Linked DNA regions of Homo sapiens: regions 1 and 3 are each linked to region 2. The links are chromatin loops, found by intact Hi-C in ENCODE. Cell type or tissue: endothelial cell of umbilical vein. All regions are shown on one strand.

What was found. A loop is a pair of places that touch in the nucleus more often than their neighbours do. Peaks named below come from ENCODE experiments on the same cell type or tissue, not always from the same donor. Only the 100,000 strongest peaks of a DNase experiment are listed, where the experiment ranks them.
Region 1: it touches region 2 in a loop (7-fold over the local background); 1 of 110 quality-filtered maps calls a loop at or near these places.
Region 3: it touches region 2 in a loop (7-fold over the local background); 1 of 110 quality-filtered maps calls a loop at or near these places.

The regions. Positions count from the first base shown.
Region 1 is chr3:157,416,158-157,420,157 of GRCh38, reverse strand. The region is part of intron 5 of VEPH1 (ventricular zone expressed PH domain containing 1); the gene reads left to right. Among named protein-coding and RNA genes, the nearest start is that of PTX3, 19 kb to the left of the region's middle. In endothelial cell of umbilical vein, no CTCF peak of the experiment used is centred here; DNase peaks (open chromatin) are centred at 1,837, 2,727 and 3,627; H3K27ac peaks cover 2,262 bases.
Region 2 is chr3:157,281,192-157,285,191 of GRCh38, reverse strand. All of the region lies in intron 12 of VEPH1 (ventricular zone expressed PH domain containing 1), which reads left to right. LOC101928236 (a long non-coding RNA gene) reads right to left here. Exons shown (of 10, transcript XR_007096141.1): 4 at 1,832-1,968; 5 at 1-214. Among named protein-coding and RNA genes, the nearest start is that of CCNL1, 120 kb to the right of the region's middle. In endothelial cell of umbilical vein, no CTCF peak of the experiment used is centred here; a DNase peak (open chromatin) is centred at 2,481; H3K27ac peaks cover 3,739 bases.
Region 3 is chr3:157,334,062-157,338,061 of GRCh38, reverse strand. All of the region lies in intron 9 of VEPH1 (ventricular zone expressed PH domain containing 1), which reads left to right. All of the region lies in intron 7 of LOC101928236 (a long non-coding RNA gene), which reads right to left. Among named protein-coding and RNA genes, the nearest start is that of PTX3, 100 kb to the left of the region's middle. In endothelial cell of umbilical vein, no CTCF peak of the experiment used is centred here; DNase peaks (open chromatin) are centred at 1,351 and 2,141; H3K27ac peaks cover 2,354 bases.

The DNA of each region.
Region 1 (4,000 bases), 130 kb before region 2:
GTTCCACCCCTCCCATATCGTATGCTTGTATTCTCATCGTTCACCTCCCACTTATAAATGAGAACATGTGGTGTTTGGTTTTCTGTTTCTGCATTAGTTTGCTGAGGATAATGGCTTCCAGCTCCATCCATGTCCTTGCAAAGGACATGATCTTGTTCCTTTTTATGACTGCATAGTAGTCCATGGTATATATGTGCCATATTTTCTTTATCCAGTCTATCATTGATGGGTATTTGGGTTGATTCCATGTCTTTGGTATTGCAAATGGTGCTGCAATGAACATATGCATGCAAGTATCTTTATAATAGAATGATTTATATTCCTTTGGGTATATACCCACTAATGAGATTGTTGGGTCAAATGGTATTTCTGGTTCTGGGTCTTTGAAGAATCACCACACTATCTTCCAAAATGGTTGAACTAATTTACATTCCCACCAATAGTGTAAAAATGTTCCTTTTTCTCCACAACCTCGCCAGCATCTATTTCTTCTTGACTTTTTAGTAATCACTATTCTGACTGGCGTGAGACAGCATCTCACTGTGGTTTTGATTTGAATTTCTCTAATGATCAGGGATGTTGAGTTTTTTTTCATATGTCTGCTGGCCACATGAATGTCTTCTTTTGAGTAGTGGCTATTCACGTTCTTTGCCCACTTCTTAATGGGGATGTTTGTTTGTTTTCTTGTAAATGTTTAAGTTCCTTGTAGATTCTGGATATTAGACCTTTGTCAGATGGATAGATTGCAAAAATCTTCTCCCATTCTGTAGATTATATGTTCACTCTGATGATAGTTTCTTTTGCTGTGCAGAAGCTCTTTAATTAGATCCCATTTGTCTTTTGCTTTTGTTGCAATTGGTTTTGATGTTTTCATCATGAATCTTTGCCTGTGCCTATGTCCTGAATAGTATTGCCTCGATTTTCTTTTAGGGTTTTGATCTTTTGGGGTTTTACATTTAAGTCTTCAATCCATCTTGAGTTAATTTTTTTATGAGGCGTAAGGAAGGGATCCTATTTCAGTCTTCTGCATATGGCTAGCCACTTCTCCCAGCACTATTTATTGAATAGAAAATCCTTTCCCCCTCGCTTGTTTTTGTCAGGTTTGTTGAAGATCAGATAGTTGTGGATGTGTGGTCTTATTTCTGAGATCTCTATTCTGTTCCATTCGTCTATGTGTCTGTTTTTGTACCAGTACTCTGCCGTTTTGGTTACTGTAGCCTCGTAGTTTAGTATGAAGTTGGGTAGTATAACGCCTCCAGTTTTATTCTTTTTGCTTAGGATCGTCTTGGCTATTTGGGCTCTTCTTTGGTTCCAAATGACTTTTAAAATAGTCTTTTCTAATTCTGTGAAGGTCAATGGTAGTTTAATGAGAGTAGCATTGAATCTGTAAATTGTTTTGGGCAGTATGGCCATTTTCACAATACTGATTCTTTCTATCTATGAGCATGGAATGTTTTTTCCATTTGTTTGTGTCCTCTCCGATTTTCTTGAGCAGTGGTTTGTAGTTCTGCTTAAAGAGGTCCTTCACTTCCCTTGTTAGCTGTATTCCAAGATATTTTATTCTCTTTGCAGCAATTGCGAATGGGAATTTATTCATGATTTGGCTCTTTGCTTCCCTGCTGTTGTTATATAGGAATGCTAGTGATTTTTGCATATTGATTTTGTATCCTGAGACTTTAATTGCTTGAAAACTTTTATTCTTTACAGAGGAATTGAAATGTTGTTTGCTGTAAATTAAGTTACGGCACTGTTTTCAGATGGCCCTATCCTCAAGGTGCACATGGTCTGGAAGATATATCCATCAATCTTCAATGACAAAATGCCAAACTCGTGAATAGACTGCTATGGGAGCACAGAAGAGGAAGTGACTAACTCTATTCAGGAAAAACCAGGGAATTCAGGGTTGCTGCCCTACCCTGGGCTACTTGGTTTAGAGCATTCTGTTTGGGCCCTCCTTTACTTGCACCCTTAGTTCCCATCCACTCCTTTGCCCACTAAACTCAGTTCAGGTAACTGAGATCTTGGAATTCCTTTCCCAGGTATCTCAAACCTGCTTCCAGAGCTTGTGAAGACTTCGTCCTTGGGTCTATTCTCCTGAGAACAAGCCATGCCGACAGTTGACCCCATATTCTTGAGAGGTGGCCTAGAAGAGCTTGCATATGTGGACTGGGGTGTTCACATGCAGGGCAAAGCCAGGGGTAGAAATAGAAGAGAAGGGATGGGGCAAGGAATGGGGGCTGAGAGACATCTCTCCCTGTTTTCTCTACAGAGTCCAAACATTCTAAATTCAAATCAAGCATCACAGATTGTTATAAAGGCACATTTGTCAGGGAGGAGGATAGAACATTTTATATAGCAGCTGAATATTTGTGGTGTAAGGGCCTCTGCTTGTACCCTAGTGTCAGGTCCTGCATTTGTTATGGTGGGCTGGAAAGAAGACTTCCAAGAAGTAGAGATTTGAGATCGAATTTGAAAGTATGAGATTTCTCTCTGTGTTCAAGCCACTGTGAGTGATCAGTGCCATGTAGCTGGGTCATGGGGGAAGAGTCTGCAGATAGGCCCATCAAAAAAGACACTGGAATCTGGAATACCACAGCATTGGAATTTTGGCCATGGGCCATGAGAAATTTTTGAAAGTCTCTAAGAGAGACCTGAGGTAATTAGATCGGAGTTTAAGGGCTATGACTCTGGTGGCAGTGAGGAGCCTGAACAGAAGGGACAGAGACTTGAGGCAAGAAGGCCAGTTTGGTAGCTTTTTCAGCTGTCCATGGTTTACAGCCTGAACAAAGTCCATGTCAGCTTGTTCTCTGCAGCCAGAATCTATATTCTTAGTGGCTACTTGGCTCTCAGCAAAGCACAGCATTCCCTGAGTCAGGAAGGCGGCTCCCAATGAGGAAGCACTGAAGACACCAGCCTAAGGAAATGCCCTATGTTTGGAAAATAAAATTCCTTCTAATCCAAGAATAATCTATCTAAAGCCCAAAGCAGACTTGTTTCTCATGTGTGGATAAATTTCAAGAAATACCTGTGTTTTCTATCATTATCATAACAAGCTTTAGGCTATTAGGAATTCAGAGTAAAAAAAAAAACAACTTTTGTTTAATTTGTAAAATTGTTATTATTTAGTTTACATTGTTCAGGGCTTCACTTCCCTTGCTCTTTCTATGGATTCAACTATGCCCAGGTGTATGTATTTGCCTTGAGCTTCTTTCTTTCCTTTTCTCTCTTCTTTCTTTCTCTTTCTCCTTCCGTCCTTCCTTTCTCTTTCTTTCTTTCTGTCTGTCTGTCTTTCTTTCTCTTTCTCTCTTTCTTTTCTTTCTTTATTTCTTTCTTTCCTTTTTCTCTTTCCTTTCTCTCTTTCTTTATTTCTCTTCCTTCCTTCATTTTTTCTTTTTCTTTCCTTTTTAATTGTTCTTTACAGGACAACAGCTAAAACCCATGCTGTGTAGCTTGGGACGTATCACTGGAGTTTAAATTTTAAAGTAAAAGTGACATGACTAGAAGCACATGTCACAAAGACCTTGGTGTTCAGGAAACAGGACCTGAAGAGTAAGGACTGGCAAATGAAACTTTATAGAATGGGGCAGGAAATGTGCAAGCATTTTTCATTGCTAAAAACATGAGGTTAAGTATGTTGCCCTGACCTGGAGCAGCTGGCTGACACTTCTGCCATATATGCCAGGGACCTCGCATGGCTTCTCCTGAAGGACATACAATTGCTCCCTAATGCACAGGCAGCATTTGTAGAACTGTGCATTCATATATGCCATTTACCAGAATCTAGCCCTTTATTTCCTCCAAAAGTACTGGATATGAATCTAAAGTTTAAATCTCTATATAGGATAATTTTAGTTATCTAGAAACTTTCTTCTTTTATGTTCTTGTTAGTTGTTTTGTAGTAATACATGACAGTATATGTTTAAACATTGTGTACAACTCTTTAACTACTATAGGGTGGGGGAGATGTTTTATTCAGATGTCACTCTATATAAATTACACT
Region 2 (4,000 bases):
TGACTGCCTCCATTATAAAACTTTCTAATTAGACCTTATTTTATATATGAAAAAGACAGAGCATAAAAGAAGCTTTATTTGAGAGCTACTAAAATAAGGTACTTATCTTAGGTATCTCTGAGAGGCCCTGAAGAGTTTTCACTCCAAGTAAGCTGAGTCCTTAGTTTGATAAATATTTAATCATATCTGGCCAAGGGAGGCCTCAGAAAAGGGGCTGAAAGTTAAAAACACAAAGTGTTCCTTTAATACATGTTTTCTCAAATTCACTGCCATGCTCTTGAAATGAACGTTCTGCACATTTACTCTTTCTTATTTGTGTTCCTCACAGTTAAATATAGACTGAGAACATATAGCAATAAAAATTCAAACAAGGCCAAATATTTTATAGCAGAGCATATTGAATCAAAATGTTTGGCCCTGAAAACTTCAGTGGGTTTGGATTTCTTTGCTCATTTCCTTTTGCTACATGAAAGAGGATTTGAGTTTAAGAAAAGTCCTATTTTAAACTGTTTTTTTTTTTTTTCACCAAAACCCTTGACTCCCTGGATAGTTTATATAGGTTGTTGATTTCATCTTCTTTTTTATATAAGCACTTAAATTATATATTTAATCTAAGTGAAAGGTCTAACATAATATTGTTGCCAAATATATTTTTCATGGAGACAGTATTTGCATTCAAGTTCTGCTTAAATTCAAAGTTTAAAGATGAGACATAGCAACAAATGCTTTATTGGTCATGCACAGCTAGCATATTCCTTGCATCCAATTTTTCATTTATGCAATGCATGTTTGTTGCATTAGGTGAGTGTCTTCTACAGGCTGACCCTTGGGATAGAAATATGAATAAGGTACAGTGTCTCTGCTCTAAAAGAAATTCATAATCCAGTTAGAGCCAAAAGGTGTATTCGAAAAAATCTAGCATACTTCTTTTATGTTTTTAGCATGCTATATTTGTTGAGTGAGTGAATGAATGAATGAATGAATAATATTTTTAAATGGCAATGTCAAATATTCCTTGAATGTTAAAATGTGATGTTTCAAGATTGTGATTATATGGTAACGATATCAAATTCATCACTATACCATACCCAAAGCATTCTGAACCTGGTAAATGAAGATTAGGGCTGTTTCCTCCCTGAGAGAAGTCACCGCTTGTAAAGGCTTGATCCACTTACCTGCCTGTCTTAGCGCCTAGAATGTACTATGCCCAACTGAGTACTATGTACTGGTCTGGGTTTCATCAACACCCACACAGGGGCCAGCTGCCCTATCAGCCTCAGGGAGAAGGGGTCCAAAGAAGTAGAATTGAAGTCTAGAACAAAAGGCCAAATAAACTGGGTTTTTGATATTTTTTAAAAGAATTGACAAATGATACAGTAATTGTTTTCAAGTATTCACGTTTCAATATTTTTTAATGCTGTCCAGCATCTCCATAAATGAGGAATAAAACATGAGACAATTAGAGAATTTCAGTTAGACATTAGGAAAGACATCAAGAAATATATAATACTTCTTAACTGTGTAGACTCAGCCAGAGGAATCCTTCAGAAATTGACAGTATCTCAGCTTACTGACATGGTCAACTCACATACATTCCTGTCTTCAAGTAAGTCTCATCACCATCCTCCCACCAACTTCACCATCAACACACAGAAATTCACAGGAGTTTAATATCTGGTGATCAATAAAATATTTTTATCCAGTAATGTACAGATAGTCAGAGGAAAGTAAATGCTAAAATAATGTAGAGGCCCTGACATGATTTATAATTGTTAGCATTTATCACTCTAATAATATGCTAAGCTTGCATGCATTTTTCTCATTTTCTCACCATTATTGACTTCATTTTACAGATCAGAAAACTGAAACACAAAGAGATTAAGTAATTTTCGCAAGGTCACACAGCTTCTCAGTGATGGAACCAGTATTTTAATCCAGACAGCCAATTCCAGAACCTGACTTTTCAACCTGTAGGGAAAATTCAAGTTAAGGACATGAAATATTGGAAATTTCAAGAGCAATCATTCAGTAATGTTATAATATATTATAAAGACCCAGAGACAAGTTTAATTTTTTAGAAGTGATCTACTTCCTCGATGACTTACTCTACTTAAAGAAGAACAGAGACTTTATTATGATAATGTGTGAGAAATTATTACTTGCAGGAAATGATTACAGTAGAATCTATTTCCTATTCTTCCAACTGCTGATTCATTTTCTGATAATCATTTTATAAAAGTTCAGAGTAGAAGATTAGAAAATTTCTGAAATAACTCAGTAATCCTCAGAGACTTGCCTGGTGGTGTTTATTGCAGATCTTGTTATTCCACATGAATGAGAGAATGGAGATTGAGCAAGGAGATTGAACAGAGCAGAACTTATTTCTGGAAAACCAAGCTAATCTTCTTTATCAGTTGCCCTTGTGTCTTGGAATTGCACAGTGTATGTTGACAGTAAGAGTTAGTCAGCTGGTCTGTCCTAGAACACATCTGGCTTCCTCTTCAGTCACATTTTGTTAAAGTAGGAGGAAGAACTGGGTCATGACTTTCACTCATTTCTCGAGACACATGAGATGCCTTTGTTCTTACACCCTACAAAAAACAACTTAGAGTTTTGGCACTCCTGTCCTCCTCGATAAATCTAAGCAGCCCCATGTGATTAGTCTCTTAGTCACTAGACATTTAAAATTTGAATGTGATCATCAGTAGAAGGTCTTCTTGGGTTCTAAAAGAAAATGGAACAATTTTTTCAAACAACTTTCTATCATGATTCATCTTTAGAACTTGATTTCAAATAGTTGTGTTATAAGAACATACTGTCAAGCTGAGTGCAATGGCACGTGCCTGTAGTCCCAGCTACTCAGGAAAGAGTGGCGGGAAGATTGCTTAAGGCCAGGAGTTTGAAGCTGTGGTGTACCATGATCATGCCTATGAATAGCCACTGCACTCCAGCCTGGCCAACATAGCATAGACCCTGTCTCTAAATCTAAACTAATTAACTAAATAAATAAATATGAATAAAAAAAGAATGTGCTATTTATTATATTATATTAGATTATGAATACATGGGCAAATGGAGATGGTTTCAAAATGCCTCCTGTGTCAGGAGAGTTTTTTCAGACAGTCAAAAGAATTGGTAACAGCAGTTGTGGGTCTCCTTTGGGGGCACCCTTCATGCGAGCTAGATTATTTTTCCACTCTAGATGCCAATGTGAAAATGAACTAAATGACCTCTGAGAGGACCTAGCCCATAAGGCCACCAATAGCCTTGTGAGTCTATGAATATGAAGCTTTTCCATTAAATTTCAATGTCAACTTTCATAGAACTTTAAAAGTGATAAAAGAAAACTCAATTTTGGCCGGGCGTAGTGGCTCACGCCTGTAATCCCAGCACTTTGGGAGGCCGAGGCAGGCGGATCACAAGGTCAGGAAATCGAGACCATCCTGGCCAACATGGTGAAACCCCATCTCTACTAAAAATACAAAAATTAGCTGGCTGTGGTGGTGTGTGCCTGTAATCCCAGCTACTCAGGAGGCTGAGGCAGGAGAATCGCTTGAACCAGGGAGTTGGAGGTTGCAGTGAGCCAAGATCATGCCACTGCACTCCAGCCGGGTGGCAAGCGAGACTCCATCTCAAAAGAAAAAAAAAAAAGAAAACTCGATTTTGATGTATGTGGTGGCTAGCATTGTAGTATGATGTCTTTTCTTCTACCACATGTGTTAGAGCACTGTCCTACGTGCTAAGTGTTGGTAGAGCACCAAAAACAACGGAATGCTTTTTATACAATAACTTCACATTTTCACACTGATATACTGGGACTACTGAGTATATATTGATTATGTAAAATTGAACCTCAGCTTTTTGTTCAGATACTTTGCAATACTTAAAGACAAAATAAAAACACACTTACAAACTCAGATAATTTATTATCTTGAAATCTTCCTTTTCTCCCTTTCCCCATCTTCCATCTTCCTATTTTATGTCTCTGTGGTATGAACAT
Region 3 (4,000 bases), 53 kb before region 2:
CTTCCACCTCCAGCCCACCCATATCTAGGAAAGCCCTGGTTGAGGAATGGACCTGGTAAAGACCTCCCCAGAACATAATAACTATTCTGGGGAGGTGCTATTTCATATTATTCTTCAAACCAGAGTGGTAACTGAAGAAAAAAAAATTAACTGCCAATTTTTCTATATCCAATGATCTTCAGACACAATTCTTATTTTCTGAGTATTTTACATCTCTGAGGCTATCACCTAAAATCTTTTTATGTATAAAATAAACTTAGTTGATCATTTTATCCCTCAGAAGGCTAGCCCACTGCAATAATAACTTGGTGACAGTTGAAAGGCTAATTGAATCTATTATAACAGCACAGCTCAATTCTAATCCATTTCCTGGTGGAAAAAAATTCTAGTGAAGGTATTTTTCCCCGATTATAAAAGTATAATGTTCCCTGTAAAATATTGGAAAATAGGAAAAAAACTAAAGAAAGTCATCCTTAATCTTATCATTTTACCACTTTTAGAAATGATATGTATTTCCTTCCAGAATTTTTTTCTGTGTTGGAAAATATTTTGACCTTATGGAGCAAGATTATTTTTTCAAAGATGCTTCACTTTTTAATCATGATGGTGAAAATTTAGGTTTGAAAAATGTGCAATAGTTTAGAAGTACAGTTTAAAGATCTAAGCTAGCTATGTTCAATTATAGCTGCCTTTGCTACAAAATTTTATCAGGATAACCTTTTAAATTAAATATTTTTGTTGAAACACTGGAAACAACAGTCATGTTAACTAACATTTTCTTAATTTAATATGTAAAGAAATGCCAGATTTCTCTTTATAAGTAACATTTATCGCACTGCTATATTTGATATCTAGATTAATACCTTTATTTAAAAGGATATTCTTTTGCCATTTCTTGGTAAAATATATTTCTTTATATATAAATACATAAATTTATATACATATATAAATATATAAAATGCCTATGGCATTTCCTTTGACACTAAAACTAAGCGTAATAATTCCAAAAATTTTAGCATTTTTCAAACAAGTTTAAAATACAGAAAAATGTTTATATTATGTCTTACAATATTATTCACTGTTAATCAAATTACGTTCTAGAGCAGAGGCTGGCAAACTTCCCATATAAAAGTCCAAGTAGTAAATATTTTTGGACAGTTTGTGTGGTCTCTGTTGAAGCTGCTCAATTCTGCCATTGTAGTAGGAAAACAACTATAGATAATTCATAAATGGATGGCTATGACTGTGTTCCAATAAAACTTTGTTTAAACAAGCAAGCAGTGAGTCAGACTTTGCCCATGGACAGTAGTTTATCAACCCTTGCTCTAGATTATATTTTTCCACATTCACCTGGAGTTTTGTGTTAGATGGAGTGTAGGGGTTTCTGATCCTCCATGCGAGACTTCTGGTAAACATAGCTGATTGAACATGTTTATCTCTACTAGCAATAAAACCCCACTTAAATGATAATAAAGGAAATAAAAGGTATACGCTTAGGGGAATGGAGAAGAAGACAGCAGACAGAGATGAATCAACACAATGTTGGGCAGAGTGAAGCAGATGCAAGAGTGTTCACTGAACTAGCGGTAAGCAGTGCCCAGGTAATACCATTGTGGTCCAAGAGAGGTGCCATATAGGAAGCATTTTATCCAGTTCTGCTGAGGTCTTCTAAGCATCATTGGAGGGGCAGCAAATGGTTCCTCAGTAATGCTAGGTTATAATCTGATGCAGTCACTGTCTGAGTTGGCACCCTTAGCTCATCTGTAAAACTCAAAGTAATTGGTTTTGGGGGAAAGGGGCCCTAACTCTAACTGTAAATATATTGGTATTCAGACGACTTAGACAAGAATAGTGCCAACAATAACTAGCAGTTTAACATTCACTGCTTTTACTGCTATTAAGCTATTCTGAAACCCTTTCCCTCTAGCCTGCTTTCTAAGACCCAAAGGAAATATTCGCAGTATTTTCAGTCACTCTTAGTACTCATTGATGAGGAGCTATCATGTAAGGAAGGAGTAGAAAATGAGAAGACAAGAAATGCCAGAAGGAGGATTCTACGATGCTGATTTGCATGTCAGGGTCTCGGTCCAGGAAGGAAACAGCAGGCAGAGGGAGGCTGGTAGCCATGGTGCCTAGTGGGCTATGTAGTGACTCACTCCACCGCCCTGCATGAGTCCAGCAAACAAAGGCAGTGTGTTAGGAAATGGTGTGCTTGATTGTAACAGATGCAAACTTCAAGGGTCACTGGAGTCACATATAAGAGGCTTCACTAACTCGGAGCCAATAACTCCCATCTTTTTCCCAGCAGAATATTTGGAGAATTGATGAGAAAAAAAAAGTACGCATAGTTGACTGATTTCTTTTTTGTAGAGATGGACACTTTTTGTACTCTATTCCTTCTTCTGTCCCACACTAGACACTATTTATATTCAGATCCTATATGCTGTATTCAAAGGGGAAAACATTTGGTCTTCTTGGGTTTTTACTACCACTATTCCATGATTGTCTTTCCTTTGATTTGACTACCTTTCTTCATAATAAATCTTCCTGTCTTCTCCCTCTCTTTGTTGTTCTCCTTTCCTGTCTCAGTTTTCTGTATTTGCATTTCCTTATCCCATGCACATTCCTTTCCTTCTTGTGGGGAGTTGTTTTTTGTTCTTTGTTTTTGAGATAGGGCCTCCTTGTTGCCCAGGCTGGAGTGCAGTGATGCAAACACGGCTCACTGAAGCCCCAACCCTCAGGCTCAAGCCATCCTCCCACCGCAGCCCCCAAAGTAGCTGGAACTACAAGCACAGGCCACTACACCCAGCATTTTTTTTTTTTTCATAGAGATGTGGTCCTACTATGTTGCCCAGTGGTCTACTGTATTTGAGAATGTCAAAGAAAAAAACACCTCCCAATTTCCCAGTGCCAACACACTTTGGGCTTTTTGACAGCAGCTTTTTGGAGATAATTTCATTGACTCTGAGCATTATAATATTGATGAAGGTGATAGATAATTTTAAAAAGGTGAACAAATTATTTTATTTAATCCTGGTGACAAGTCTGTAGTGTAGTTAGCACTGTCCTCATTTTATGAATGAGAAAATAGAAAGGCGAATAACCTGTCCAAGGTAATATGGCCAGTAGAAGGCAGAATCAGGACTTGGCCCTGGCTCTATGATCTTGCCACTGCTTCTTTATCCCACACTGCCTTCTCGGACATGCCATTCTCATCCCCACCTCCATGCCTTTACCCAAACTCTTGCTCCTCTAGGTGCCCGCTATTTTATTTATCTAGGCCTAGCATTCATCAGGGCTAGCCTATTTCTTACTTTCTACACCCCCGTGATTCCCAGTACTTCTCATTTGGCACTTGATCATGGATTGCTCTTTTTAAATATTCATATACTTCTGACATCTCTTTTTTAAGCTGTAAAACTCTGAATCTTTTTATAGTTTTAACACTCAGCCCAATGTCTCATCCTTGGTAAGTCCTCAGAGTATTTGTTAATGATGGTGATGCTGGTAGACATTTCCCCAGTGCAGGATAACAAATGAAATCAACCTTCCTCAAGCTTAATGGCTGTTCATGTTGTTACAGCAGCTGCATTAATGACAAGTAATCTGTAACATTTTTCAGAACTTGTACTCTAAGAGTACAATTAGCCACATGAAAATGCCTTCCTCAGAGGCTTCCAGTCTTACCTGTAGCCTGAAGAACTGAATTTCCTTAAGACTAGAATTATTTTCTAAAATTGGCTTTCAAATTCATGGTATATCCCGAGAATTGGCTGCACAAAATTAGTTGCTTTCTATTCAGTAACACCTCATTTAGCAGCAGTGACTGAAATAAAATGCCCCCTAACTTTCTCATGTCAGCCACATGATCATGAAGTCAACAGGGAATAGACGGTTGGCATCTTAGGAAAGTCAGGCTTAGTTAGTAGTTGCTAAAGGCCACTTCTAACAGGAGCGTCAATGAGTTTGATACACACTACGTGGAGTTGATATACACTAT